3 separate regions of the Homo sapiens genome follow, and regions 1 and 2 are each linked to region 3. Evidence: chromatin loops called from intact Hi-C (ENCODE). Cell type or tissue: B cell. All regions are shown on one strand. Each heading gives the region's core, and the rest is flanking DNA. Links, peaks and the distances in the headings are about the cores only.

Evidence for each region. Peaks named below come from ENCODE experiments on the same cell type or tissue, not always from the same donor. Only the 100,000 strongest peaks of a DNase experiment are listed, where the experiment ranks them.
Region 1: a loop joins it to region 3, with 5 times the contacts of the local background. A loop is called at or near these places in 7 of 110 quality-filtered maps.
Region 2: a loop joins it to region 3, with 12 times the contacts of the local background. A loop is called at or near these places in 106 of 110 quality-filtered maps.

Annotation. Positions count from the first base shown.
Region 1 is chr5:139,399,373-139,409,434 of GRCh38, reverse strand. SPATA24 (spermatogenesis associated 24) reads left to right here and starts at 5,346. Exons shown (of 6, transcript NM_194296.2): 1 at 5,346-5,491; 2 at 6,742-6,807; 3 at 7,390-7,520; 4 at 7,610-7,680. The coding sequence starts at 5,375. RefSeq lists enhancers at 4,836-5,408, 5,354-5,583, 5,409-5,982, 9,364-9,413, 9,824-10,043. In B cell, for the core only: no CTCF peak of the experiment used is centred there; DNase peaks (open chromatin) are centred at 1,724, 5,424, 6,314 and 6,504; H3K4me3 peaks cover 1,548 bases; H3K27ac peaks cover 3,392 bases.
Region 2 is chr5:139,415,946-139,425,883 of GRCh38, reverse strand. DNAJC18 (DnaJ heat shock protein family (Hsp40) member C18) reads left to right here. Exons shown (of 8, transcript NM_152686.4): 5 at 770-879; 6 at 3,067-3,176; 7 at 5,659-5,831. LOC124901082 (a long non-coding RNA gene) reads right to left here and starts at 8,289. Exons shown (of 2, transcript XR_007058960.1): 1 at 8,168-8,289; 2 at 7,292-7,882. RefSeq lists a silencer at 3,373-3,522 and an enhancer at 5,548-6,053. In B cell, for the core only: a CTCF peak has its summit at 3,395; a DNase peak (open chromatin) is centred at 3,383.
Region 3 is chr5:139,512,113-139,522,174 of GRCh38, reverse strand. LOC124901083 (a long non-coding RNA gene) reads right to left here. Exons shown (of 2, transcript XR_007058961.1): 2 at 9,241-10,062. Among named protein-coding and RNA genes, the nearest start is that of STING1, 34 kb to the right of the region's middle. In B cell, for the core only: CTCF peaks have their summits at 3,888, 4,087 (motif pointing left) and 8,386; DNase peaks (open chromatin) are centred at 4,064 and 8,454; H3K4me3 peaks cover 1,156 bases; H3K27ac peaks cover 1,040 bases.

The DNA.
Region 1 (10,062 bases), core at 1,015-9,014, 110 kb after region 3:
GTGCCAAAGTCAGCAACCCAAGCCAGGCACGGTTTTGCACACCTGTATCCCAGCTACCTCCAGAGGCTGAGGTGGGAGGATCACTTGAGGCCAGGACCTTGAGACCAGCCTGAGTGATATAGCAAGACCCCGTCTCTAACAATAAAATTAAAAAGTTGGCCAGGCACAGTGGCTCACACCTGTAACCCCAGCACTTTGGGAGGCTGAGGTGGGTGGATCACCTGAGGTCGGGAGTTTGAGACCAGCCTGACCAACATGGAGAAACCCCCATCTCTACTAAAAATACAAGAATTAGCCAGGCATGATGGCGGGTGTGTGTAATCCCAGCTATCAGGAGGCTGAGGCAGAAGAATCGCTTGAACCTGGGAGTCGGAGGTTGCAGTGAGCCGACATTGCACCATTGCACTCTAGTCTGGGCGACAGAGTAAGACTCCGTCTCAAAAAAAAAAAAATTAAAAAGTCAAAAACCCAGGAAACTTTGTGTGGTAGACTTAATTTGGCATCCCCTAATATTTATGCCTTTGTGTAGTCCCTTTTCTAATCGGGGCTGGCCTTTGACCTTTAACCAACAGAATGTGGCAAAACTGGCAGCTTCCATTTTTGTACTTGGAGGGAAGCCAGCTACCATGTAAATTCAACTACCTGAGACCACTACACTAACCAAAGGAGAAGCCATGCAGAAGAGAACCCAGCAACCAAGCTGACAGCAAGAACTGAGGACCCAAACACATAATTCAAGTTGAGCCATTTGTGTTACCCCAGATGATGGGCAGAGCAGAAATGTGCTGCCCCACCAAGTCCTGCTCAGTCTGCAGAATTGTGAGCAAATAATAAAATGATTGCAGCCATTTTTTTGCAGGTGCAGTGGCTCATGCCTGTAATCCCAACACTTTAGGATGCTGAGCCAGGCAGATGGCTTGAGCCCAGGAGTTCAAGACCAGCCTGGGCAACGTGATGAAACCCTGTCTCTACCGAAAAATATAAAAATTAGCTGCACACCTACAGTTCCAGCTACTAGGAAGGTTAAGGTGGGAGGATTGCTTGAGGCCAGGAGGCGGAGGTTGCAGTGAGCTGGGATCGCGCCACTGCGCTCCAGCCTGGGCGACAGTGTAAGACTCTGTCTTTAAAAAAAAAAAAAAAAAGTTGCTGTTTGAAGCCATTACATTTTATGGTGGTTTTTAGCAATAGACAGCCAAAACACCTTTTCCTTGTCCCCATATTCCCTTATTCCCTCTCTCTGTTAAGTTCCATCAATTTTACCTCCAGAATATCCTAAACCTACTCTCATCTCTGACACTATCTGACTCTCAAACTACCATCCACTTTCACTGCAGTAGCCTTCTCGGTTAAAGTGGTCTCTGTGCACTTACACAGCCCCACTCCAATCTGTATACCTCACTGCAACCAAAGAGATCTTTTCCAAGCATAAATTGGATCACGTCATCCTCTTGCTTAAAATATTTCAGTAGCTTTCTTTTGTCCCTAAAATAAAAATCACCAAAATCCTTAGCATGGCCTACCTTGCTTAGCAAGGCTCTGCCAAGTTCTTGGTCTCTACCCACTACCCAAGCCCCCTCTTGCCCTATAATCTTTTTCTTTTATGCCATGCTACCCTTTAATTACTACACTCTACCAGCCCCTTTTGCCCCAGGGACTTTGTATACACAAAGTATACACTGCTTCCTCTTTCTGGTATCCCTACCTACTCATCTGCCCCTACCCTCTTTGCTAAGTGCTTCCTAGTTACCTTAATAGGCTTCAGCTCAAACATCACTTCCTCACAGAAGCTTTCCCTTGCACAGAATCTTAGCCCCACCTGGCTAAGTTTCTCTTTAGATTTATCTGGTTGTTTGATTATTGTCTGACTTTTCCCACTAGACTAAGTTCCTGACTGGTTTTACCTGAAATGAACCTTGAAGGGAGTGGTGCCCCATCTGTCATAAGGATTTGCTCTAGAAGTGCAGCCCAAATTCTTTGACACTACTCCCATTGAAAGGTGGTGGGGTAGGGGGAGGAATCTGTGTGTCCTCCTCTGGAATCTAGACTCTGACTCCTTGACCAATAGAATACAGCAAAAATGACACTATGCCAGGTATCAGGCCCAGGCCTTAAGAAACTGGCATCTTCCATTTTCTGTCACTTTGAATGATTATCTTTAACCCAGTCTTCATGCTATCAGAAAGTCCAGGCAGCCTATGGAGAGGAACCAAGACCTTTGGTCCTCAGCCCTAGCAGAGCTCCCAGCTGACAGCACCAACTTGCCAGTCACGTGAGTGAGCCATGTTGGAACTGGAACTTCTAACTCCCCGTTGAACCATCCCAGTTCACACTGCATGGAGCAGAGATAAGCTTTCACCATTGAGCCTTGCCAAATTCCAGATTCATGAACAAAATGATTTTTTTCAATGACTTAAAAAAATTGGGGGGTGGTTTATTATGCACCAATAGATAACCAGAACATCAGCCAAAATGACAAGCCTGTGCAGAAAGGCAACCCTTCCCTGGCAGGATCACAGAGCTGTTTGTGATGTCATGTCATCCTGAGTCTCACTGAGTCCTGGTTGACCAGGAGCCCAAAGTGCCTTTCAACATATAGAGGAGTCTGTGGCAGTGCCCAACCAGGGTGACCACCCCTCATGTCCATGCCAGGAAGCAGGTGCAGACCTGGATCCAGGGTTCTCTCTTGTTCATAAGCTTCCACCCCCAGGTGGCTGCTGGAGCCTACTGCTCTCCAGGGTTTTGCCCCAAGTACGCAGAGAGCAGCCTGTTCCAGCTGGTGAAGGTGGATGTTGGATATCAAGGGACATCAAGCAGTGCCTCATGAAAGATCCTAGGGAGGAAGTGCAGTTCTTGGGGAAGGCTCAGGAATCACTGCCCCAGAAGAATGTGCAGCTTTGTGAAGGGTGATTCAGGTGAACATTCACATTTGGTACACCAAGTTCTGAGAGGGTCTGTGCTGAGGCACACAACCTACACAGTGCCCTCTAGGCACACACTTTCCAGTACAGTAGCCAGTAGCCACACATGGCCATTTAAACTAAAAATTTAAAAATTTTAAAGAGCCATGATTAAGGTGATCTTCAGAAAATAATAAAAAATTTAAAGCAATTTCTCAGTCACATGAGCTACGTTTCAACTGCTGAAGAGCCACATGTGGCTAGTGGCTATTGAATAGTGCAGCTGTAGAACATTTTCATCACTAGAAGTTCTATTGAACTGTATTGTTCTAGGCCCTTTAACAGAGGTCGGCCGGGCACAGTGGCTCACGCCTATAATCCCAGCACTGTGGGAGGCTAAGGTTGGCCGATCACCTGAGGTCAGGAGTTCGAGACCAGCCTAGCCAACATGGTGAAGCCCCGTCTCTACAAAAATACAAAAAAATCACCTGGGTATGATAGCAGCTGCCTGTAATCCCAGCTACTGGGGAGGCTGAGTTGGGAGAATCGCTCAAACCTGGGAGGCAGAGGTTGCAGTGAGCCAAGATTGCTCCACTGCACTCCAGCCTGGGCGACAGAGCAAGACTCCATCTCAAAAAAAAAAGAAAAGAAAAAAAGAAAAAAAAAAGAGAACATGGTGAAACCCTATCTCTACTAAAAATACAAAAAATTAGCCGGGCATGGTGGCGGGCGCCTGTAGTCCCAGCTGTTCGGGAAGCTGAAGCAGGAGAATGGTGTGAACCCCGGTTGGGGCAGAGCTTGCAGTGAGCCAAGATCGCACCACTGCACTCCACCCTGGGCATCAGAGCAAGACTCCGTCTCAAAAAAAAAAAAAAAAAAAAAGAGAGAGAGGTCAGCAGAGATGGCCTTGTCTCCAAGTCCATGAAAATAAACGCAAGAAACAAAACAAGGGCTCCCGCTGAGAGAACCACAGGGATGGCCAAGTTTGTCAGGCCCCCCGGGGGGTTTTGGGGAGCGGCTTGAATGACTTACCCTGAGCTTTCTGCCTCCTTTCATAGTCACTGGTAACTTTTTTTCCAAACTCCTTGTTAGTATAGTCATTTCCTACTTGGGGGTATCAAATTCCATAACTTCCACCCATGACGTGCAACACAAATGCAGCACAACATCCTGGTTAAGAACATGAACTCCAGGCCCAGCGCGGTGGCTCATGCCTGTAATCCCAGCACTTTGGGAGGCCGAGGCAGGCGGATCACCTGAGGTCAGGAGTTCGAGACCAGCCTGGCCAACATGGTGAAACCCCGTATCTACTAAAAATAAGAAAATTAGCCAGGCGTGGTGGCGGGCGCCTGTAATCCCAGCTACTTGGGAGGCTGAGGCAGAAGAATCCCTTAAACCCGGAAGGTGAAGTTTGCAGTGAGCCGAGATCACGTCCCTGCACTCCAGCCTGGGCGACAGAGCGAGACTACATCTCAAAAAACAAACAAACAAAAACACGGACCCTGGAACCAAACTGCCCATAGCAGAACTCCGTTCCACAACTTACTAGAGTGACCTTGGGCAAGTTATTCATTCTCATTCTCATAGAGCCTAGGTAAAAAGGGGCTGATAGGAGTTCCATGAGGGTCACATGAAATAATATAAACATAACGGTGCCACGAAATAGTGAACACAATATATATTCGCTCTGATGTTCTCCAAACCTAATCTTATTTGGGTTTCCAAGAAAAAAAAAAAAGCCTTCAATAGAGACTTGGTGAGTGTGCGTAATCACCGTATCCTTCCCTGACTTCATTTTACTAAACTCTCCTCCTTCAAGCCCTCTTCAGTCCTCCTAATCTCTTCAGGGTCCTCCTCCTCGGGTGGTGGCACATGACTCTAGTGCAGACTCTAGTGCCCAGAGCCTGGTATCAGAGTATGAAGACTTTGATCTCAGGTGTAGCCATTCTCATTTTTTATCTTCGTCTATCTTCCGTGCTTAGGCTTAGGACCCCTAAGTACTAAGTGTGTTCCAGGAGGCTGGAATCTCATACAATGGAGGAAATTTGGAGATTAGGATAAAGATTTGGAGAAAGAGGCATGAGAAGCTAAAGATGCAGGAGTTGCCTATGCTGGCTCTTGCTTCGTGGTCATGCAGTTTAACAGGCCCTGGGTGAAGGCTGAGGGCTGCTGTTTTGAGTGTTGCCTGCTCGCAGGCAAGGAAAGTACAAGCCGGGCCCTGCCGGCTTCTCAGGACTGCGTGAGAAACAGAAGACGCAATAAAAGCGCAATTTCCTGTAAACTTAAATGCCTTAAGGGTTGTCAGCAGTTTCCCCGCTCCAGGCGGCTCCTTTAAGAGGCGGCCCCTCGCCCCGCTAACATAGGAAGTCCCCGCCCCCCGTTGCCAGGGTGCTCTGTGGCGTCGCATTCTCATTGGTGGGCGACGGCGAGGATCACCCCCGAGGCAGCCATTTCCAACTAGCTGGCGGGGGCGGAAGATGGCGACGCCCCTCGGGTGGTCGAAGGCGGGGTCAGGATCTGTGTGTCTCGCTTTAGATCAACTGCGGGACGTGATTGAGTCTCAGGAGGAACTAATCCACCAGCTGAGGAACGTGGTATGCAGCCAGAGGAGTTTGGGGAGAGGCGGGGCCGGATGCCTCACTGGTGGGGGCGGGGCCAGAACCTGTTCCGATGCGGGGGCCGTGGCTAGAACGCATGGCCCATGGCGTCATCAGGAGGAGGCCGGGCTCAGTCGGTAGGGGTGGAGCCAAAAAGGGGCGGACCTTCCTGAACCAGGGAATTTTAACTAAAATCAAGCCATATTCTCCCTTCCGTTTGCCTGGTTGCTGCAAGAGCTGGTAGAGAGTCCCTGAGCCTCAGTTTCCCCATTTTCAGTGGAGATGACGTCACTGAGTTCCCATGGCCCTCCTGTGCAGGCAGAGAAACTGTCATCCCTTCTATTATGGACACCATTCCCGAGAGTCAAAGGCAGTGCCGTGTTGAATGCAGTAAGCGCAGATTTGGCCCTTGCCAGCGCTAACTTAGGGGCCTCCAAGAACTTTACATGCCTTAGCTTTTGCCTTCTCAATCAAACCCCAGCTAATGGGTGCAAAGCATTGCAGTCACAGATTACCTGGGTAGGCATGATAGAATCCTGGCCATCTGGAGTTCATGGTTTTTCTGGTTTTGTTTTCCTGTCTTGATAAGAAGGTTAGGATGTATCTCCATCTCAGAAATAAAACTGGCTTCACATCTACTTCTCATTCTAAGTTGTTCTTAGACAATTTCTTCCCTTCTGGGAAGTTGAATGTGGGGGAAAGGGGAGAGAGACCTGTCCTATTTGCTACCCTAATGCTCTCATTCAACAAAATATATGGAGCTCTAGGCACTGAATTGCCTTTGATTCCCTGAAGGTACCCAGGTCTTCCTCTTGGCAGCTGACCTTGGCATGTGTGTCCCCACCATCCAGAGTGCTTTTCTCTCTATCCCTCTTCTGGCCCACCCTATATAGCAGTCAGATCTCAGGTCTAACATCCCCTTCTCCGGAAGTGATTCTGACCCTTCCCCAGGCTGGGTTGGGGCCTCCTCTGAGCCCCAGATCCCCTTATGTCTCCCCATCAAGGCACACAACATGTTAGAAGTGCTAACTGTGGACTGCCTCCTCCATGAGACTGGCTGCTCCTTGAGGGCAGCACTTAGAGCTGAGTCTCAGTTTATCTGTGGAACTGAATTCTCCCTTCCCAAGGCCTCAGTCTCATCCTAGGTACCACGAGCATCATCCTGTTATCCGCTTTTGGTCCTGGTCCCTAGAGGGCGCCCCTTCTACTCCAGCCCCAGGCCCTCCCTCAGCCAGGCTCTGTTGCAGATGGTTCTCCAGGACGAAAATTTTGTCAGTAAAGAAGAGTTCCAGGCAGTGGAGAAGAAGCTGGTGGTAAGTAATGGCCTCTGCGGTCTCCTAATCTTCCCCCGTTTCCCAGGATCCCTGTGGTTAGGCAGGCTCATTAAGTATTAGCCTCTGATGGGTGCAGTGGCTCACAACTGTAGTCCCAGCTCTTTGGGAGGCCAAGGCGGGCAAATCACTTGAGGTCAGGAGTTCGAGACCAGCCTGGCCAACATGGTGAAACCCTGTCTCTACTAAAAATACAAAAAAATATATATATACATATATATATATTAGCCAAGCATGCGTGGTGGCAGGCGCCTGTAATCCCAGCTACTTGGGAGGCTGAGACAGGAGAATTGGCTTGAACCCAGGAGGTGGAGGTTGCACTGAGCTGAGATCATGCCACTGCACTCCAGCCTGTGCAACAGAGTGAGACTCTGTCTAAAAAAAAAAAGAAAAAAGAAAAAAGAAAGGTCGGCCTCTGAGAACCTCCAGCCCCTGTAGCAAGGTGGCCAGAATCTCCCTGTGCTCTGGCTTCTGTGTGTCCCTCTGAGAAGGGGGGCTGGTTAAGGGAGTCTAGGAGACCCAAGGCGGCCTAGGGTAATGAGGTGACTGCTGCTGCCCCTGCAGGAAGAGAAAGCTGCCCATGCCAAAACCAAGGTCCTCCTGGCCAAGGAAGAGGAGAAGTTACAGTTTGCCCTCGGAGAGGTAGAGGTGCTATCCAAGCAGCTGGAGAAAGAGAAGCTGGCCTTTGAAAAAGCGTGAGTGGGCCTCAGTACGGGGTGTGGGGTTTGGGGGATGCATCTGCTTGCTAGCCTGCCCACCCTCCCATCTTATCTTCCCCACCCAGGCTCTCCAGTGTCAAGAGCAAAGTCCTTCAGGAGTCCAGCAAGAAGGACCAGCTCATCACCAAGTGCAATGGTAGGCGGGAGGCCCGTGCTCTCCACCACGGTTATATAAACGGGCTCTTTCCTAACCACCCAGTGCCTGTGTCAAAGGCAGGGTTTCACTCTAACACCTGTCCCCAGCTGAGGATACAGGCAGGCCCGGGTGGGCCACACCTTCGAAAAGGCCTTAAGGGACCAGGCAGGCCACGGAAATGAGGGAAGCAGTCGGTGTACTATATTCTTCACCGCCATAAAGGAATGGGCTTGCTCCCATTTTTCCTGAAACATACAACCTTCTTAGTCCACCTTTTGTTTTCCCACTTTTGATGGGTTACTCCTAACTGATACAAGAGGAACACAGGGCAAGCACTGTCCTATTTGGGACCTGATCCTTAGTCTCAGGGTCAGGACTCAATAGGGAAGGATGCATGTGGTGACAGGGGGCTAGGATTGCCAGATCTTTAAAATGGAAACTAAGAGTTATTTTTATTTTTCTAAGACTGGGTGTCACTATGCTGCCCAGGCTGGTCTCAAATGCCTGGGCTCAAGTGATTCACCCACCTCAGCCTCTCAAGTAGCTGGGACTACAGGTGTGAGCCACCATGCCCAGTGAAACCAAGTTGTTTTATTTTTTTTGAGATGGAGTCTTGCTCTGTTGCCTAGGTTGGAGTGCGGTGGCACACGGCTCACTGCAACCTCCATCTCCTGGGTTCAAGTGATTCTTCTGCCGCAGCCTCCCGAGTAGCTAGGATTACAGGTGTGCACCACCATGCCCGGCTAATTTTTGTATTTTTAGTAGAGATGAGGTTTCACCATGTTGGTCAGGCTGGTCTCGAACTCCTGACCTCAGGTGATCCCCCACCTCAGCCTCCCAAAGTGCTGGGATTATAGGCGTGAGCCACCGCACCCAGCCAAAACCAAGTTTTAATGGAAGCTTTTCTGACTTTTTAGTGTTGGCAGTTGATTTTGAAATTTTAAAACTATCGTGTAGGCCAAGTAAAATATCTGTGGGCTGCCAGTTTTCAACTCTGCTCTGTGCAGATGCCTGGGGGCCACTTTTTTGGCTCAGTTGGTGCCATAAGTTGTGGGGCACCTTCTGAGTCAGCTACACATGCCCGTACACCTCAGGAGCCCCTTTCATTTCCCGGAATGCTAAACTCCCCTTACCCAGTTTAAGTATGGGCTGGGCGCGGTGGCTCATGCCTGTAATCCCAACACTTTGGGAGGCCAAGGCAAGCGGATCACATGAGGTCAGGAGTTCGAGACCAGCCTGGCCAACATGGTGAAACCCCATCTCTACTAAAAATACCAAAAATTACCCGGGCATAGTGGCGGGCACCTGTAATACCAGCTACTCAGGAGGCTGAGACAGGAGAACTGCTTGAACCCAGGAGGCAGAGGTTGCAGTGAGCCAGGATCATGCCATTGCGCTCCAGCCTGGGCAACAAAAGTGAAACTCTGTCTCAAAAAAAAAAAAAAAAAAAAAGTAGGTATGAATTCCAGGCACAACATCTGCTTTGTTCACTGCAGCAGATCTCCAGTAGGCCAGAGCCCAAGCGCAAGAGGTTCAAGGTCCTTACTGATGGGGCTCCCATGTGGAGCCTTGAGTACCCTGCCTTTCACCTGTTCAGCCTTCTCTCTCCCCTAGTGAGTGCTCTCACTGGGAAGATGGCAGCAGGCTGACATCTTGATCTGGCCAGGCAGGCTGACAGGTCTCATAGTAGTTTGGTCACTGGCTCCTGCCATGGCAGGGCGCAACAGGCAGTCACTGCCCCCATGCTCGAGACCATTGGTCCCCTCAGTCTTGCCCTCTCCCTGGGCATCCCCTTACTTCCCAAAAAAGAACCTGGGGTTCTTTCCTGGTAGGGCCAGAGACCTCCTTCCCCTAGGTCATTTCCTTCCAACAGAGATCAGTCAAGCTCACGGGGCTTTGGATCTGCTTGTTGGAAGGTGTGTGTGTCATGGGGACAGGTCCTGGCTGCCTCCCCCAGAATATTCTAAACCCCTCCTGTGGGACACAAGCCCTCCTGAGCCAGTCTGGTGATGTGAACCTCACCCTGGCCAGTGCCTCCCACCCCTACAAACTCCCCTTGTGTGGTTTCAGTTTGGTTTTTACACTTACATAGTTCTTTACTCTCAAAGGGATTTTCTAACCATTCTCTCACCATCGGGTGCCACAGGCTTTTATTTTCAAAGAGTCACACAAATTTCTAATTCTTTTTCCCAAACGAACTTCACAAGTAATTAATTCCACTTAGCTGGACGCCTGGGAAGGAGGTTCAACAGTCCTCGTCCCATGACCCGGTGAACTCATGTCTTCATTCTCTCCCTTCACCTGTCTCCTCTTTTCCATGCTGTGCCTTCACTTTTTACCAGGTCTTCTCTTTTGAAATCTTAAATGCTTAGACATTTCTGT
Region 2 (9,938 bases), core at 1-8,000, 96 kb after region 3:
ATAAGTAACAAAATGCCTATTATTGTTGTGTAAAATAGCACTTACAAAGATAGAAGATAGGAAAGTACCCCCCAGCAAGTTGGAAGTTGGTATAATTCAATGCCCAGGAAGTAAATTGAATTTTATGAGTTGCTATTAAAAGATACCAGTGACACAATATGGTATTGGGCACGGAAGCAGACGTGAACATGCCAGATAGGATTCACGGCCCTAATGCTCTCTCTCTTCTAGCCTTTCGGGGTTCTCTCTCACTAGTTGCAAAGGACTATTTAAATGAAGTCAGGAGAGCTCAGCACGCTTTAGCTCCAGCTGGTTCACTTGGCTTGCCTATTGTCTTATTTTTCTACTGGGTAAAATAGGCCAATACTCTATCCTTAACAAACCTAGCTGGGAACAAGGACCTTGAAAAAGGCAAGGAAGGGTCAGGCGCGGTAGCTTACGCCTGTAATCCCAACACTTTGGGAGGCCAAGGTAGGTGGATCACTTGAGTTCAAGAGTTCGAGACCAGCCTGGCCAACATGGTGAAACCCCATCTCTACTAAAAATACAAAAGTTAGCCAGGCATGGTGGCGGGTGCCTGTAATCCCAGCTACTGAGGATGCTGAGGCAGGAGAATCGCTTGAACCCAGGAAGCAGAGGTTGCAGTGAGCCGAGATCACCCCATTGCACTCCAGTCTGGGTAACAGAGCAAAACTCCATCTCCAAAAAAAAAAGAAAAAGGCAGGGAAGGAGTGTTTGCCATATCCCATACCATGTATTTCTTTTCCAGGAAATATTCATATGTTTTCAAATGTGACAGATGACACTTACTATTACCGTCGACGGCACCGACATGAGAGGACACAGACTCAGAAGGAGGAGGAAGAAGAGAAACCTCAGGTACCTAGGGAGGGAGGAGCACTGCTGCCCATAAACAGTTGTACTTGGCCAACCTTGATGGTACATGGTCAAGTTTTAGAAGTTGAACCTGAGATATGTTGCTTTAGGAAAGATGTGCTTTAGGAAAGCAAAAGCAATGGTTAGAAGAGCTGGAAAATTGGCCTAAATAGGCAGAATGGTATCCCCTCCCTCTGCCCATTCTTGGGTGGCTCTCCCAGAATCTCAGCAATCTGTGGGGCTGACTTCATCAAGGCTTTTTTTTTTTTTTTTTTTTTTTTTTTTTTTTTGAGAGAGGGTCTCACTGTCACTCAGGCCGGAGTACAATAGTAGAAACACAGCTCACTACAGCCTCAAACTCCAGGGCTCAACCAATCCTCCCACCTCAGCCTCTCATGTAGCTGGGACTATAGGTGCGTGCCACCATGCCCAGCTCATTTTTTGTAGAGATTATTTCTCACCATGTTTCCCAGGCTGGTCACAAACTCCTGGGCTCAAGTGATCCTCCTGCCTTGGCTTCCCAAAGTGCTAGGATTACAGGCATGAGCCACCGCTCCGGCTTCATAATTTTCTTGGCTGCAGAAAATAGGAATCCTCTTCAAAATATTTAGAACTAAAGGGGGTTTAAGGTAAGGGATCAAAAGAGTCTCATGAAGCTCAAGGACAAGAAGCACAGCTGGGCCTCATGACAGACAGGAACAAGGAACTGGGATACTGTCAGGCTCCCAAGCAGCTGTGCTCTGCAGGACTCTTTGGGCCCAGATTGTCTCCAGTTTTCCTGCCACTCTTTGCCTCTGTTTTGTTTTCACCAAGCAGCTTTGCTTGTTCTACTTCCCCTTGCAAATAGCCAGTCTACAGTGCCTGAGAGTGTGTGTTCTTCCTTAAAGTGATGACCCAGAAGTGAAGGGTGATGAGTTTCAACCCCAAATTCCTAGGAGAGAAAACGTGATTACCTCTGCCAGAGTTGGATGTCCCCTGAGTCCAATCAGCTGTGGCCAAGCATGATGCTAACCTGGCTCCTAGAGCCCCACTACTGTAAGAGGCACAGTCTGGGCAGGTTTACCTAGAGATGTTTGCTTCATTGGTCTTATTAATGGGGCTGCAGGGGGATTACTGGGTGTCAATCCAGGTTGTTGTTGGACCTCCTTCAGCCTGCTCAGCAGAGAGAGTAAAGGTTATTTGGTATAGATTGAGTATCCCTTATCTGAAGTAAATTGGACCAGTAGTATTTCAGATTTCAGATTTTTTTTTTTTTTTGGATTTTGGAAATTTGCATTATACCATTATATATTTGACAATTCCTAATCTGAAAATCTGAGGCTGGGTGCTATGGCTCACACCTGTAATCCTAACACTTTGGGGGAACTGAGGCAGGAGAATTGCTTGAGCCTAGGAGTTTGAGATTAGCCTGGGCAACATGGCAAGACCTTGTCTCTACAAAAATTTAAAAATTAGCTGGACACGGTGGTGTGCACCTGTGGTCCCAGCTTCTCAGGAGGCTGAGGCGAGAGAATCATCAGAACCCAGGAGGTCAAGGCTGCAGTGAGCCATGTTTGTGTCACTGTACTCTAGCCTGGGTGACAGAGCAAGACCATGTCTCAGAAAAAAAAAAAAAAAGGAAATCCAAAATGCTCCAATGAGCATTTCCTTTAAGTGTCATCCTGGTACTCAAAAAGTTCTAGATTTTGGAGCATTTGTGATTTTGAATTTTCTGATTAGGACTGCCCAACCTGTACTTCTCAGCTGAAAGTACAGCCTTCCCAGAAAAGCCTGGGGCTTTGTGGATCCTCCTATGCAGTGCATTGATAATTTGTTATTTTCTTTGGAGCAACTATCTTATTTTCAATAAGCTTTATATTGATAAAGAACACTTACAGGCCAGGCGCAGTGGCTCACACCTGTAATCCCAGCACTCTGGGAGGCCGAGGTGGGCAGATCACGAGGTCAGGAGATCGAGACCATCCTGGCTGCGGTGAAACCCTGTCTCTACTAAAAATACAAAAACTAAGCCGGGCGTGGTGGCGGGTGCCTGTAGTCCCAGCTACTCGGGAGGCTGAGGCAGGAGAATGGCGTGAACCCGAGAGGCGGAGCTTGCAGTGAGCCGAGATCGCACCACTGCACTCCAGCCTGGGCGACAGAAAAAAAAAAAAGAACACTTACAGCAAGTTTTTATTTTTTTTTCTTTTTCAGACTACATATTCTGCATTTATTCAGCTACTTCCAGTTCTTGTGATTGTGATTATATCTGTCATTACTCAGCTGCTGGCTACTAATCCCCCATATAGTCTGTTCTATAAATCGTAAGTCTGGTATTTCTAAATCTTTCTCAGTAACAGTCTGGGGGTGAAAGACTTGAAGGTTTTGCTGATACATTACTAACATTTCATTTCACCTTTTGCTGTAGAAAACACCGATTTGATGTTTAAAGGAACAGCTGGGTAGTCATGGTGCTGAGACTCAAAAATACTGAGGCAGTCTCCTGTGTGCCTCGGGAAATAGATTGTCTTGTTCTATAGTGACATCATCTGGTCAGCTGCAGAACAGCAGTAACTGGTTTTTGAAGGATCAGTAGAATTTAAGGTTTAGATGAACTCATTATCACACCATGGTAGAGTTAGAAAGACTCTGTTAAGCTGTTGATAGGATTGCTGGACCCTGTGGGTCTCGGAGCATAGTATTAATAATGGGGATCAAGTGATTATTTTCAATTTTTTTGTTTTTGTTGAAAATAGAGAAATTCCTTGTAATGCTTTTTGCGTATAGATTATAAACTCTGATAGGATTTTTAAAAATTTCTTCAATTAATTCTTTCAGTTGATTCAGTTCCCAAAGTTTGGTCCCCAGACCAGCCATCGTCAGCATCAACAGGCAACATGTTAGAAAGGCAGATTCTAGGGCCCCTCCATATCCATTGAATTAGAGGCTCTGGGGGTAGGACCAGAAGTCTGAGTTTTAAAAAACCCTCTAGATTATTCTGGTCCACACTGAAGTTTGAGAATCACTAGATTATCTTTTTTGTTAATAATGAATAATAAATTATTATTCATTATTATAATTTAGTGGGAAAAAAACCTTTTAAAAGTAGAATTTATTAGACAATATATAACAGGAAGAGTCTTTGTCAGTGATCACTGTAGACAAGACCATCATTCCAGGTCAATCCAGGTCAGTATTTCCTTTTTTGTTTGTTTTTGTTTTTTGAGACAGAGTCTCACTCTGTCGCCTGGGCTGGAGTGCAGTGGTGCAATCTGGGCTCACTTCAACCTCCACATCCCTGGTTCAAGGAATTCATGTGCCTCAGCCTCCTGAGTAGCTGGAATTACAGGCGGCACGCACCACCACACCCGGATAATTTTTATATTTTAGTAGAGACAGGGTTTCACTATGTTGGCCAGGCTGGTCTCAAACTCCTAACCTCAGGTGATCTGCCCACCTTGGCCTCCCAAAGTGCTGGGATTACAGGCATGAGCCATCGCGCCCGGCTAGTATTTTCCTTTTACAGAGAGCGAAGCTGAGGCTGAAAGAGAGGTTTCTTTTTATTGTTTTTGTTTTCGAAGCAGTCTTGCTCTGTCACCCAGGCTCCCAGGCTGAAGTGCAGTGGTGCAATCTTGGCTCACTGTAATCCCCTTCTCCCAGGTTCAAGCGATTCTCATGCCTCAGCCTCCTGAGTAGCTGGGATTATAAGCATGTGCCACCACACCTGGCTAATTTTTGTATTTTTTAGTAGAGACTGGGTTTCACCATGTTGGCTGGGCTGGTCTCGAACGCCTGACCTCCACCTTTCTTGGCCTCCCAAAGTGCTGGGATTACCGTCATGAGCCACTGCACCTAGCCTTCATAGAGAGGTTTTTGCCATCAGGCCACACTGGCCTGATTCCCTCTGTTTCCCAGCTTCTCATGTTTTTCCATATGGCACTTTAGCTTTCTTTCTTGTGAGGCCAGCGGGGTAAGCACGGACCTGCTCTGTAAGCTCCCCCAAAACCTTAGAGTGAGGGGAGAGCAGTCATGGCTTCAGCTCTTACTCTAATTAGAGAGGATCAAAGGAGAGGGCCGGAAAAAGGCCAAATAAAATATAGCCCCTTTAATGTAGAATTTGTCCAGTTTGAAGAAAACCATTTCTGTCACATTGTTTTAACTTGAGTTTGAGGTCCCTTCTATGTTTCCTTATGGTTAGAATTAGTCAGCTCAGTACTCTTATTAATGTTGCTAAGCACCAGATACCTTTGGATGTCTTGGACCCACAGAGAGTTAGCTCTAAAGCATCATTGAAATCTTTTGTCTGAGTTTCTTGCAGTTCTCAGTTAGCAGCTATGTGCGAAGTACTTTTTATCATGTCCAAAATATTGCTTCTAGGTTGGTGTGAGCTATCTGTTTTTTTTGTAAATAATTTGCTATATAACATAATCAGTTCATTCAACCAGCATTTATAATAGCCTACTCTGTCAGGTACCATACTAGATCCTACACAACGTAAAAATTGTTTGTTTTAAGCATTCAGCATTCTACTTTTAGCACAGAGAGCAGTATAAGAGAGGTGAGTCCTTTAAGAGAATAAACTATGCTGAAGCTGAATTCATAGTATGAACTTGCTTACATAATACAATTATGATGATGTTATACTTACAACTTTGCTAGGGAAATAAGAAGTGTTGGGTATATTAGAAAATGATATCTGCCTCTGCTCTATGAGCAGATGATGATGATGATATCTGTGAGGGCAGTGCTAAGAGTAATATTGCCAAATATTATGAGCTCACATGAGCCTCTCTCTCCTTGTTTCAGGACCTTGGGCTACACCATTTCTAGAGAAACTCAGAACCTGCAGGTGCCTTACTTTGTGGATAAAAACTTTGACAAGGCCTACAGAGGAGCTTCTCTGCATGACTTGGAGAAAACAATAGAGAAGGATTACATTGATTATATCCAGACTAGTTGTTGGAAGGAGAAACAACAAAGTAAGATACTGTAAAAGGGGCATTAGCTGGTGGCTGTGGTTCCCAGCAGGAGGCACCCCCAGCCTCCTGATCCCTCCTCTCTTCTTGTTTGAGGCTACGCATGTTTATGTGAACAGAGTCAGAGGACAAAGGCCATTCAGGATACTATAAAAAAGTAGGGGAAATTTATTGACAGGATACATGTGGCCAGGACTTGGAAATCTTAGGAATTTAGGCGGCACTAGTCACCTGTCTGTATGTCTGTCTCTCTTTGAGTCTCTACCTCTCTCTGCCAATCTGCCCCCTCTCCTCTCCCCACCAGCTGCCTTCCTTTCTTTCTTCCAGCTTCCCTTTTGCATAACCTTGTTTGCCATGGTTTACAGTGGTTGCCACCCTGCTTATCACTCTCTCAAATTCCCCAGTCTCACCAGTCAGTGCCCCTTTCTGCAGCACACACGTCTGTAAGTTCTTGGTGCTCGCTGATTTGGTCCACAGTTTCCCAATTCCACACTCCCTAGAGGGAAATCTGATCGAGCCAGCCTAACTTTTTGAAACAGAACAAAGGTTTAGAGGTTTCTGGTATGGAATGAGGTGTCCCCTACCCTCACCTCCAGCTGGTTGTGGCCACACAGAACAAAAGCGACCCCTTGGGTCTGCCCCTTTGGGTGTGGCAGGCCTTCCCCCCTATTTCCCTCTCTGGAGACAGTGGGGATGATAGCATCTGCCACTGGCTTACAGCTCCAGCAAGTGTTACTAGGAGTGTCTGCAGCAGGGGTAGCCCCGTCTCAGCCAACAGCTTCACCTTTGGTCCCACTTGAATTCTACACACACATACCGCGTTAGTGACTGTGTCTTCTAAAACTTGGTTTTGATTATTTTTATTTTCTTTTTTATTTTTCAGGAGGTACCCTTTTAACTGAAGTTTTGGCTCATGTTTAAAAAGCAAATTCTGACTCATTTCTAAAGCCTTATTACTGAGTATCATTAAATACCTAATGGAGTCTGATAAAATTAGCTCTTCAGTCACAGTGCTGCTAAGCCCTCATTGACCATCACACACTCCCAACCCCGCCCTCAAGTTAAGCTCTCCTTCCTCTGTGTTCTTAAAGCACTTTGTTCAGCCTGCTAACATAGTACCAATCACACAGTGTTAGAGTTCCAGGGATATATGTCAGTCTCCCCTGCAAGACTATGGACTGTCTGGGAATAAGAACTTGGTCTTACTAATTTTGTGTCCCAGGGTTCTGGCACAGTCCTTGCTTCAGAACAAGTGCTCAACAAATGTCTTTTGAAGAGAGGATTCTCAGGAGTAGAAAACAATGAAAATGCTGAGGATTGTGAATAACAACAGCAGGGTTAGTGTCCTAGCTCACCCTTAGGGACCTGGTCTCTGCCCCCTATTTCTGTACGGCAAAGTCCTAATGTTCTCTCAAGGTGCATTAGGAAGTTGGTGAGCAATGACTCTGGGATATAAGAGGAAATTAAACAGGAAGAGGAAATTCCAATTTATTGAAAAACACTGAGGATTCAGGAAATACTCTACCCCATTGCTAAACTAGATTTTACAAGAATCAAAAATCAGGAAAGAATTTTAGAGCAGGATAAAGGCCTCATATTAAAAGGCAGTATATAGGCCAGGCATGGTAGCTCATGCCTATAGTCCTAGCACTTTGGGAGGCCGAGGCAGGAGGATCACTTGAGTCCAGGAGTTTGAGACCAGCCTGGGAACCCCATCTCTAGAAAAAGTATAAAAATAAGCCAGGTGTGGCAGCACATGCCTGTGGTTTCAGCTACTCAGGAGGTCGAGCCTGGGAGATCAAGGCTGCAGTGAGCTGTGATCACTCCACTGCACTCCAGCCTGGGCCACAGAGCGAGATCCTGTCTCAATAAAAAGGCAGTATATACATGGATCCAAATCAGGTGAAAGCCAGTGTATGTCCTGAAAATCCCCATTGTCTGGGTCCTGGGAGGGCTTTGACTTTGTTGCTTTCTGCAAGAACTGGATGAAAATCTGCATTTCACATTCTTCAAACACCCGCCTGCCCCACATCTTCCTCTGTGGCAGTAAGATGCTGGAATTATACAAAGAGCTCATGGTAAGGATTGCACCAGAGGTAGTTTCTCAGCTTTTGTCCCCATCCCCATGAGGCCTAGTTCAGAGCTTCGGCACTCTCCAGGTATAAATAAAAATCCAGTGAGTGGCCAGGTGTGGTGGCTCATGCCTGTAATCCCAGCACTTTGGGAGGCCAAGGAGGATGGATCACCTGAGGTCCGGAGTTCGAGACCAACCTGGCCAACATGGCGAAACCCCTTCTCTACTAAAAATACAAAAATTAGCTGGGTGTGGTGGTGCGCACCTGTAATTCCAGCTACTTGGGAGGCTGAGGCAGGAGAATCTCTTGAACCCGGGAGGCGGAGGTTGCAGTCTGCTGAGATCGTGCCACTGCACTTCAGCCTGGGTGACAGAGCGAGACTCCATCTAAAAAAAAAAAAAAAAAAAAAAAATCCAGTGAGTAAGCATGATGCGTGTACCCACAAGTTCCAAATGGCAGTTATCAGCACAAACCCCTTAAAAATCTATTTCTGGCATTTAAGTACAGCGGCTATGCAGAGCCTCCACACAACCCAAGTGCCATTTGAGAACAAGCAGCATCTGCCCTCCGAATCCAGCAGCAAGTGCAGCCAACAAGGTTAAATTTAGCACTTGGAGGTTGTAAAAATAAACCCACTTGAGAACAAAGTTCACTCTTGGCAAAATACCAAATGCAAACTGTTTTTAGCAAGGTTAGCCATTGACTTTTTAAATCTTTGTTTGGTTCATTTATTTTTCTCTGCTCTTCCTTAGAATGTTTAATCTGGGTGAAAATTTTTTTTTTTTTTTTTTTTGACAGAGTCTCGCTCTCTCGCTCAGGCTGGAGTGCAGTCATGCAATCTCGGCGCACTGCAACCTCCACCTCCCAGGTTCAAGCGATTCTCCTGCCTCAGCCTCCTGAGTAGTTGGGACTATAGGTGCATGCCACCGTGCCTGGCTAATTTTTGTAGTTTTTAGTAGAGACGGGGTTTCAAGGATGTTGGTCAGGCTGGTCTCGAACTCCTGACCTCAGGTAATCCGCCCACCTCGGCCTCCGAAGTGCTGGGATTACAGGCGTGAGCCACCACACCCGGCCAATCTGGGCAAACCTTTATGAGTAATCCCTTACTATAAACACTAATTGTCCTGTTTACTTCTTCGCAGCTGCATCTAGATAGTAAGCCTGATGCCAGGGCAAGTGGCCACACCACTAGGCTGGGCTGGACGAAGGTAGCAGGCAGGAACTGCCTCTTGGCCTAGCTGAGCTGAGCTGAGCTCCTGGCCCAGACTGGTAGAGGAGCACTTCTTTCCACACCCTTGAGCAGGATAACCTAGTGGGTAGAAGCTTAGGCTTTGAAATGGGGATAGAATCCACTTCCTCCTAGAGAGGTTGTGTGGGTTATGGAAGATGGTATGGGTGTAACTCTTAGCACAGTGTCTGGCACATAGAAAGTGCCTAATTTCTGGTGGAGTCCTGGCTTTACCTGGCTTTGCACTGTAGACTGGATGTAGCACCATCTCATGGGGCTGGATCATGAGGGCAGTTGGGATCTGTTGCGGTCTTTCAGCTGTTGAGACCAATCTGGGCTCTTTTGCAGAGAACCTTAGGAGAGGTTCTGGGTCTTGCTTCTCTTGGCAATTTGCCTGAGTCAGTTTATCTTTAAGGCTCAATGCTCTGTCCATCTGTTACAGTGGCATTCAGAGGAAGGGGAACTTTCTGCTAAGAAGAAAAGGTATTCTCTGGAACCTGCCACTCCCCAAAATTTTTTTTAATTACTTAGAATTTATTGAATATTAACAGAATTTGTCAAAAGTAGCATATTCTTCAAGTTGACCCTTTGTTCATTGAAGGATGAAAGGATTCACTGGCAGTTTGGAGAGAAGTTGCTTTAAGCTTGGTAGTGGGGATGTGGGACATGATTCCTTGAAACACTGACCTTGTACAAGGTCATTGCTCTGGAGCAGGGGTCTCTGAGCTGGTTTCAGTGAACTTTATGAAAAGCAATGTGATATTTTGAGAAAAGCAGTTATCTTTCATCAGCTTGTTGAAGTGGCCT
Region 3 (10,062 bases), core at 732-8,731:
ATATTTATTGATCACTCCCTACAGGACATGCATGGCACTAAGCACTCTTGTAGCATCATCTGATGCCAGTCTAGGCTTCCAACCACTGCACTACATTGCCTACTCCTAGTTCACTTAACCCCGTTACAGCACGTCTCATGCCTTTTCCCCATGGTTTACTTGTCTCCCCCCATTAGACTGTGAGTCCTAAGAGAGAAAGGATGACGGGTTGGGTGCGGTGGCTCACGCCTGTAATCCCAGCACTTTGGGAGGCTGAGGCAGGTGGATCACCTGAGGTCAGGAGTTCGTGACCAACCCCGTCTCTACTAAAAACACAAAAATTAGCCCGGTGTGGTGGCGAGTGCCTGTAATTCCAGCTACTCGGGAGGCTGAGTCAGGAGAACTGCTTGAACCCGGAAGGTGGAGCTTGCGGTGAGCCGAGATCACGCCACTGCACTCTAGCCTGGGTGACAGAGAGAGACTCCATCTAAAAAAATAATAATTAAAAAAAAAAGAGAGAGAGAGAGAAAGGATGGCATTACTGCGGTACTGTATCTGCCCCGTATATCTGTCATCGGTTAGCCCAAGGTCTGGCACACATGTTGCTAAACACTAGGATTGAGATGGTTGGGAAGGGGTTTTCTATCCTGTGTCCCTCCCCTCTCTGAGGTTGGCCTAGTTGAGCGGAGGCTTTGGATGACCTGACTGGGAGACTGAAGGTCTTTGGGCATAGGCATGTGCATATTAGGTTACTGATAGGGTTCTGCTGGGATCTACATTTAGTCCTCACAGAGGCTGCCAGCTCAAACCCTCCATTAGCCTGCATTGCCCCTATCTGACTGGCCTCCTCACGTATACCTGCCTTTGATTTTCAGGGCACCTGATGCCAGTGGGCAGGTGATTAAGAGGCACCCATTCCCACAGCTGAAAATACTGCCCAAATGAGTGTGTGCAGTGCCTGCCCCCAAGAACCTATAAACCAGTTCTTTTTTTTTTTTTTTTTTCCTTTGGGCTGGCGGGGGAATGGAGTTTTGCTCTTGTTGCCCAGGCTAGAACACAATGGCGCGATCTCGGCTCACTGCAACCTCTGCCTCCCGGGTTCAAGCGATTCTCCTGCCTCAGCCTCCAGGGTAGCTAGAATTAAAGGCACCTCGCCCGGCTAATTTTTTTTTTTTTTTTTTGAGACAGAGTCTGGCTCTGTCGCCCAGGCTGGAGTGCAGTGACGCAATCTTGGTTCACTGCAAGCTCTGCTTCCTGGGTTCACGCCATTCTCCTGCCTCAGCCTCCGGAGTAGCTGGGACTACAGGTGCCTGCCACCACGCCTGGCTAATTTTCTGTATTTTTAGTAGAGACAGGGTTTCACCGTGTTAGCCAGGATGGTGTCGATCTCCTGACCTTGTGACCTGCCCACCTTGGCCTCCCAAGGCTAATTTTGTATTTTTAGTAGAGATGGGGTTTCTCCTTGTTGGTCAGGCTGGTCTTGAACTTCCGACCTCAGATGATCACTACAACCTCTGCCTCCCAGGTTCAAGCAATTCTTGTGCCTCATCCTCCTGAGTAGCTGGGATTACAGGTGTGAGCCACCACGCCTGGCTAATTTTTGTATTTTTAGTAGAGATGGGGTTTTGCCATGTTGGCCAGGCTGGTGCTGAACTCCTGACCTCAAGTGATCCGCCCTCCTCGGCCTCCCAAAGTGCTGGGATTAAAGGTGTGAGCCACCACATCTGGTCAAGAACTTATAAGTCAGTTCTATCTGGATGCCTGACCTGGTTCCTGGGAGGTGGCCTCCTCGGGGCTTGGACACCTTAGAGAGGTGGGGGAAGTTCTCTTTTTTATTTTTTTTATTTTTTATTTTTATTTCTATTTTTTTTGAGACGGAGTCTCGCTCTGTCGCCCAGGCTGGAGTGTGGTGGCACAATCTCAGCTCACTGCAAGCTCCGCCTCCCGGGTTCATGCCATTCTCCTGTCTCAGCCTCCTGAGTAGCTGGGACTACAGGTGCCCGCCACCACGCCCAGCTAATTTTTTTGCATTTTTAGTAGAGACGGGATTTCACCTTGTCAGCCAGGATGGTCTCGTTCTCCTGACCTCGTGATTCACCCACCTCAGCCTCCCAAAGTGCTGGGATTACCGGCGTGAGCCACTGCACCCGGACTCTTTTTATTTTTACTTAAAAATAAACAGTGAGTCTCACTCTGTCACCCAGGCTGGAGTGCAGTGGTGTGATCATATCTCAGTGCAGCCTCGACCTCCTGGGCTCAAGCGATTCTCCCACCTCAGCCTCCCAAGTAGCTGAAATTATAGGCGCACACCACTACTATTTTTGTAGAGACAGCCCAGACTGTTATGTTGCCCAGACTGGCCTCAAACTCTTGGGCTCAAGTGATCCTCCTACCTCAGCTCAAAGTGCTGGGATTACAGGTATGAGCCACCACACCTTTCTGGGAGCTCCCTTCCTTTTCTCTTTCCTCATCCTCTTCCCATCCAATATCCCAGCTCACTCACCTCCCCAGCCATCTACCACCAACACACCCTACCCAGAAGAAGGACTATTATTGTCCTTAAAAGTCAGCATAGAGTGCTCAAGAATATCTATAATAATGACATAGTGTCCCTTAGTGTTTCCATTTTGTTACTGGTAAAAGAAGCAGCCGGGTGCAGTGGCTCACACCTGTAATCCCAGCACTTTGGGAGGCCGAGGTGGGCAGATCACGACGTCAGGAGATCGAGACCACCCTGGCCAACATGATGAAACCCCATCTCCACTAAAAATACAAAAATTAGCTGGGCATAGTGGTGGACACCTGTAGTCCCAGCTACTCGGGAGGCTGAGGCAGGAGAATTGCTTGAACCCAGGAGGTGGAGGTTGCAGTGAGCTGAGATCACGCCTTTGCACTCAAGCCTGGACGACAGAGCGAGACTCCATCTCAAAAAAAAAAAAAAAAAAAAGAAGCAGCAGCAGCAAAGATGTTCTGGGCATCTTAAAACTTTGGGATCATTATGGGGGAGGTGGTGCAGGTGGTATGTGTGATAGGAATGCTTTTATGTTGGGTCTCAAAATGTGAGGAGTGTTTAGGCAGGTAGAAAAGGTGGCAAAGGAGTGTTCAGGCCAAAGCCTGTGATAAAGCACACAAAGGACGTGGGAGATGACAAGAAACGAGACTGAAAGGGTTGTGCATGCCAAGCTAAACGTGTGGACTGATCCTGAGGGCAGTCAGAAGCCACTGAAGAGTTTGGGGCCAGTGAGTACATTCCAGCAACAGAGAGAAGTGTTAAAATAGCTGATGTTGGCCGGGGACAGTGGCTCATGCCTGTAATCCCAGTGCTTTGGGAAGCCGAGGTGGGAGGATCGCTTGAGTCCAGTAGTTCAAGACCATTTAGAGAGACCCCAACTCTACAAAAAAAATGAACAAAAGTAGCCAGTCGTGGTGGCATGCAACTGTGGTCCCAGCTACTCCAGAGGCTGAGGAGGAAGAATGGCTTGAGCCCAGGCAATTGAGGCTCAAGTGGGCCAAGATCATGCCACTGCACTCCAGCCTGGGCTCCAACCAGTTTCAAGAAAACAAACAAACAAACAAAAAAACGCTGATGCTCACTGAGCCTCTGCTTAGTACTGAAAAAGATGATTTCGTTTAGTCCTTCCAACACTCTTCCAGGGTTGTTAGTATTATTTCCATTGCATTGTAAGGGAAACTGGGGTATGAGATTGTTTTCTCAAGGTCACCGCTAGGAGTTGGTCCTGGATCCTCTTCCTGTCATCATCCTGTTGGTCTGAGAGAGGGTAGGGGTCAGGGAAGGGCTCTGAGACGATGAGAAGACAGGACGGACAACCAGACGCCATGCCCGTCTGGTTGAGGGGGAGGATGGCAGCGCTCTCGAGGGTGAAGCACAGGTTTCTGACTCGGGCTCCTGGGAGGAGCGGGCAAAGGCGTGGAGATGTGAGCCACAGGCGCCAGCCAGTGGTCCCAGGTCCGAGGCAGGACCTGCCGCCCGAGAGGCGTGGGAGCCGCACGGAGCAGCCGCCGCCTGCCTCTCTTGTCCTACTCTGGCGCGAGTCCATCCGGGCGGCGCGGCTGCTGAGAGCAGCGCCCTCTAGCGGAGGCCGGGCCTTGGCCCCGGGCCGGATGAAGTCACCGGCCGGAGGCATGCCGGGAACTGCGCCGCCGCGGCAGTCTTCACCCGCTGGGGGTGGTCTGGGCGCAGCTGCGGCCTGGCCTGTAGGGTCTCTGTCCAAACTGCGAGCCAGTGCACGCGCGAGTGTAGGGCCTCCTGACACATCACCGGGAGCTCTGCGGTACCTTCTCCTGCCTCCCGCGGCCACGGTGGTCTCAGACCCCTTAGATCCCACATTGGATCCCTTCCACCTGTCCTCACACTCCTCCGGCTTCTCTTACCACATTTTGGCCCTTCGACACCCTCGTGCTCCCCGCCTCATGCCTCATATCTCCGGGCCAGTATTTCATCGGGTCACCTCCACATCCCACTCGCTTCTCTCTGTCCCAACTGCCTGTGTCTTCATTCATGCCAACATCGACTCCAGGCTGGATGGCCACACCAGTTACCACCAGTCCGGCTCTTCAACCCATTTTTTGCCCTGCAGCTGGAGGAAGGAAATTTATTTATTTATTTTATTTATTTATTTATTTATTTTTTTGAGACGGAGTCTCGCTCTGTCGCCCAGGCTGGAGTGCAGTAGCACTGTCTCGGCTCACTGCAACATCTGCCTCCCGGGTTCAAGCGATTCTGAGGAAGGGTATTTGTAAAGATAATGTTGTTCCTAGGATTGATGATCTTCAGCAGCCTTCCTTTCATATAAAGATCAAACTTCTCGGTCTGACCCACCAGCCTTTGAGGCCTGGACCCTGCACCCTCCAGCCCATCTTTCACAAAGCCTCCCTCTGGGTGGATCCACAGTCATCTGCATCAACATCACTGGTGGAGCTTGTTTAATACACAGATTCTGGGTCCCTGTGCCAGACCCATCAAATCAGAATCCCTGGGAGTGGCACGCATTTTCACCAGGTTTCCTTAGTTGAGACCCGCTTCTTGCAGCTCCGGAAAAATTACAGGGTTACTGTAATCCCAGCACTTTGGGAGGCGGAGGTGGGCGGATCTCTTGAGGTCAGGCGTTCGAGACCAGCCTGGCCAACATGGTGAAACCCCGTCTCTACTAAAAATACAAAAAATTAGTTCGGCATGGTGGCAGACGCCTGTAATCCCAGCTACTTTGGAGGCTGAGGCAGGAGAATCACTTGAATCCGGGAGGTGGAGGTTGCAGTGAGCCGAGATTGCGCCACTGCACTCCAGCCTGGGCGACGAGTGAGTGAGACTCTGTCTCAAAAACAAAACAAAACAAAAAAAAACAAAAAACCCCAAAAAGCCAAAAACAGGGTTATCTTCCCTCCTAGCCTGTACACAGCACAGGAGGTGTAGTTTCCCCCTACTCAGACACTACACCTCCTCTGCTTCCTTCACATTGAGATTACAGGTCATCCCTCTCCTGCTCTCCTGAAGCCCCAGGCTTACTCCTAAAACAGTGCTTAAGTGGAGTTTTGCCTGTCTGCTTCTTTGTCCCCCAGTCAGAATGTAAACTCCTTATGGCAAGGGTTGTGTCTGTCTTGTTCACAGAGCAATGTGCCTGGCACAGAGAAGGGGATCAATAAATATGTGTTAAGTATTGAATTAATGAATATCTGGACATATTCCAAGCTTGAGACAATTCTAGCACCTGGCATCTGGTGAGAGAGAAGAGGAACTAGAATAAGCCATCCCTGGGGTGGAGGAGAAGAAGTGATTGGGGAGTATCGGGCCCTTCCAGTCCCCCTCCAGCTGTCACCCACAGGGGTCTAGTTTAAGGATGTATCTCCTCCCAAGGATGCCAAGGAGAACCTGTGTGCATATATCAACTTTCTTCTCTGTGGTCTCTGTGGACCTCTTGACCCATCTCTACCGCTCTACTGGGGCGTTGAGTCCTACCTGTACTATCCAGGGCAGCTAGCAGTGGCATCTTTTTTTTTGTTTGTTTGTTTTTTTGAGATGGAGTTTCACTCTTGTTGCCCAGGCTGGAGTGCAATGGTGCGATCTCAGCTCACTGCAACCTCTGCCTCCCAGGTTCAAGTGATTCTCCTGCCTCAGCCACCCAAGCAACTGGGATTACAGGTGTGCGCCACCATGCCCGGGTAATTTTTTTTATTTTTAGTAGAGGCAAGGTTTCGTCATGTTGGCCAGGCTGGTCTCGAACTCCTGACCTCAGGTGATCCACCTGCCTCAGCCTCCCAAAGTGCTGGGATTACAGGTATGAGCCACTGCGCCCAGCTTCAGATGGCATCTTTGTACTCCAGCAGTACCTTGTCTCTCTGATTTTTGACCCATCAGAGAAATCCCAAGCCCAGTCTAGATAAATAAGCCATTACAGCCTCAAGAAAGCCAGGTTCAGACAGCAGGGCCAGTCCCTGCCCAGCCTGTAGGAAACCAGCCAGCTGATGCTGCCTAGAGCCAACACAGACCACGCTATACCCTGTGTTCTGGTCCTTCTCTGGATACAGAGTCAAGGAACTCTGACCCTGACCTCAAGTACGTTTCTCCCCATTTAATTGGGAGTTGTGGGAAGGATTTAAATTGAGCCTTAATTAGAATAAACATGATCATCGCAGCTGTGGTTCTTTTTTTTTAATTTTTTTGAGACAGAGTTTCGCTCCTGTTGCCCAGGTTCAAGCGATTCTCCTGCCTCAGCCTCCCGAGTAGCTGGGATTACAGGCATGTGCCACCATGCCCGGCTAATTTTGTATTTTTAGTAGAGACGGGGTTTCTCCATGTTGGTCAGACTTGTCTCGAACTCCCGACCTCAGGTGATCCACCCGCCTCAGCCTCCTATAGTGCTGGGATGGGATTACAGGCGTGAGCCACCGCGCCTGGCCGGTTCTTTCTTTCTTTCTTTTTCTTTTTTTTGAGACAGTCTTTTTTTTTTTTTTTTTTTTTTTGAGACGGAGTCTCGCTCTGTCGCCCAGGCCAGACTGCGGACTGCAGTGGCGCAATCTCGGCTCACTGCAACCTCTGCCTCCTGGGTTCAAGGAATTCTCCTGACTCAGCCTTTCGAGTAGCTGGGATTACAGGCGTGTGCCACCACACCTGAGCAATTTTTTGTATTTTTAGTAGAGACAGGGTTTCACCATGTTGGCCAGGCTGGTGTTGAACTCCCGACCTCAAGTGATCCGCCTGCCTCGGCCTCCCAAAGTGCTGGGATTACAGGTGTGAGCCACCGCGCCTGGCATTTTTTTTTTTTTTTTTGAGATGGAGTCTCACACTGTTGCCCAGGCTGGAGTACAGTGGCGTGATCTCAGCTCACTGCAACCTCTGCCTCCTGGGTTCAAGCTATTCTCCTGCCTCAGCTTCCTGAGTAGCTGGGATTACAGGCATGTGCCATCATGCCCAGCTGATCTTTCCGTATTTTGGTAGAGATGGGGTTTCACCACTTTGGCCAGGCTGGTTTTGAACTCCTGACCTCAGGTGATTCATCTGCCTCATCCTCCCAAAGTGCTGAGATTACAGGTTTGAACCACAGCGCCTGACTGCAGCTGTAGTTCTTACTGGATGCTGACCATGTGTCAAATACTGTTCTATACACTTGACACATAGTCTCTTTCACACTTCAAACAATCCCTCTGCAGATTAGGAAACTGAGGCCCAGAGAGGTTAAGCCAGCCCATACACTTGAAGGGATGGGTGTAAAGCAGAGTGATTGAGAGGAGGGAGCCTGGGTGAGTTGGGAGGGATGCACACTTGGTGCAGCCCACAGATCCTCGGCTTTTTGGCTGGAAGGAAAGGTGCATGCCGGGCGGAGTCAGTGGTGATGTTAACGCTCCCTGCCTGCCAGGCTAGGGTGCTTGTGCTTGCTCCTCCAGGCTCCACACCAACTGTTTTCTTCTGTGTTTCTATCTTAGGTGACCAGTGCTACGGCTTAATGAATTGGAGCTGGGAGTCCTGGCTCTGGAACCTTAGGCAGGCTCCTGCCCTCTCTTGGCCTCAGTGTCCTCTCTCTGAAAGGAGTGTTGCTCAGGCACTTCCAACCCAGCCCACGGGTCTCTCTATTCATAGCTTCAGAGCATGATTAAGCTCAGATGCAGAAGCAGCTTTAATTAACATCAGCCTTTTCCCAAAATAGCCCCTCCCCTGCCTCACAGGTGCCCTAGAACACAGGACAGGCACAGACAAGGGAGGTAAGAGAGAGCAGAGGCCCTTCTGTCTGCACAACCCTGAGCAGATGAATTTCTGGCCTTCTCATGCAGTCTTGGTTCATTGCCCTGGTGGGTCTCCAGGCTAAAGAGAGAGTATCTATTCCTCCTTTTCCTCTTTCTAGTCTGTATTCATTCATTCATCCCTCAAAGGGGAGAGCCTTCTCTTTGCCAGGCCTGGGATACAGCCATGAACCAGATAGACAGCTGTCTCTCTCCTTGTCCAACTGGCCACCAGGTGTCACCAGTGCCAGTCACATGGCCTCTTGCAGGCCTGAGAAGTGATGGGCTGGGATGGGGAAGTATGGATGAGTGAACCTGGCCAGCTCTGCTCAGCCAGCCTAAATTCCAGTTGGGCACGGTGGCTCACACCTGTAATCCCAGCACTCTGGGAGGCCAAGGCAGGCAGATCACTTGAGTCCAGGAGTTTGAGACCAGCCTGGCCAACATGCTGAAACCCCGTCTCTATTAAAAATAGAAAAATTAGCCTGGCACGGTGGCACGTGCCTGTAGTCCCAGCTACTCGGGAGCCTGAGGCACAATAATTGCTTGAACCTGGTAGGTGGAGGTTGCAGTGAGCTGAGATCGGGCCACTGCACTCCAGTCTGGGCGACAGAGTGAGACTCTGTCTCAAAAAAACTGAAAAAAGCAAAAACAAACGAAAAAACCAAATTCCTCAAGTGGAAAAAAAATCTATCTCCTCAATCCTCCCTCGCCATAAAGATACATTCATGGCTTCCTCAACAGCCCAGCTGGCGTGGGACCTTGGGAATTCACAACCTCTGTCCAGTCTGGAATTCTTTCTGCAGACTGTTCCTCATAGAGAGCCCACTAGCCTTCTTGTAAACCCCTTTGGTGACCACAGCTCACTACTTCACAATGCAATCTATGTTATTAGAAGGTTCTTCCTGATTTAAAACAAAAATTTGACATTCACTTTGACTTGTCCTACTTCTGCCATCTGTGTTCATAAAGAGGAAGGCTCTTCTGCCAAACCTGGCCCTGCAGGCAGTTTAAGGGATTGTTCCGGTATCCTGAGTTTGTTCATTTATTTGTTTGTTCACTTATTTGTTTGTTCACTCATTCATGACTCTATACAGAGCATTTGCTGTGTGCCAGGCCTTGGGGCCATAGCAGAGAATAAATAAGGTTGAAGCCTGTCCTCCTGTGGTTTATAGTCTGTCCAAGAAGCCAACAACCAAACCAACAGTAATAATAACACATGGACATGGCCAAATAGGAAAGATGTGGGTGGACCTGGAACAGGAGGCAAGGCCCTCACCCACATGGGGACTGGGAAGACTTCCTGGGGCCATTTCCCTGTGGTTAGGCAGAAGGTGAGCAACTTCCATGAAGTTCAAAGTTTCAAGAAAAACGGAGGGTTTTGCTGATGCTCTGAGCTTAGTCTGCTCACTGGAAAATGCAGCATCATGGGAAGGGATGGCGTGTTTGGAGGATGGAAGAGGGATGGAAAGAGCCATCTAAGCAGTGAGAGAGAGTACGGAGTGTCTGGAGGCAGACAAGGCCCAGTCTTGCGGGAGCACACAAGGGAGGAAGAAGCTATTGTGTCCGGAATTGGTTCCTTCTGGTGGGTTCTTGGTCTCACTGACTTCAAGAATGAAGCTGCAGACCCTTGCAGTGAGTGTTACAGTTCTTAAAGATGGTGTGTCTGGAGTTTGTTCCTTCAGATGTTCAGATGTGTCTGGAGTTTCTTCCTTCTGGTGGGTTTGTGGTCTTGCTGACTTCAGGAGTGAAGCTGTGATCCATTGCAGTGAATGTTACAGCTCTTAAAGGTGGTTCATCTGGAGTTTTTCATTCCTCCAGATGGGTTCGTGGTCTCGCTGACTTCAGGAG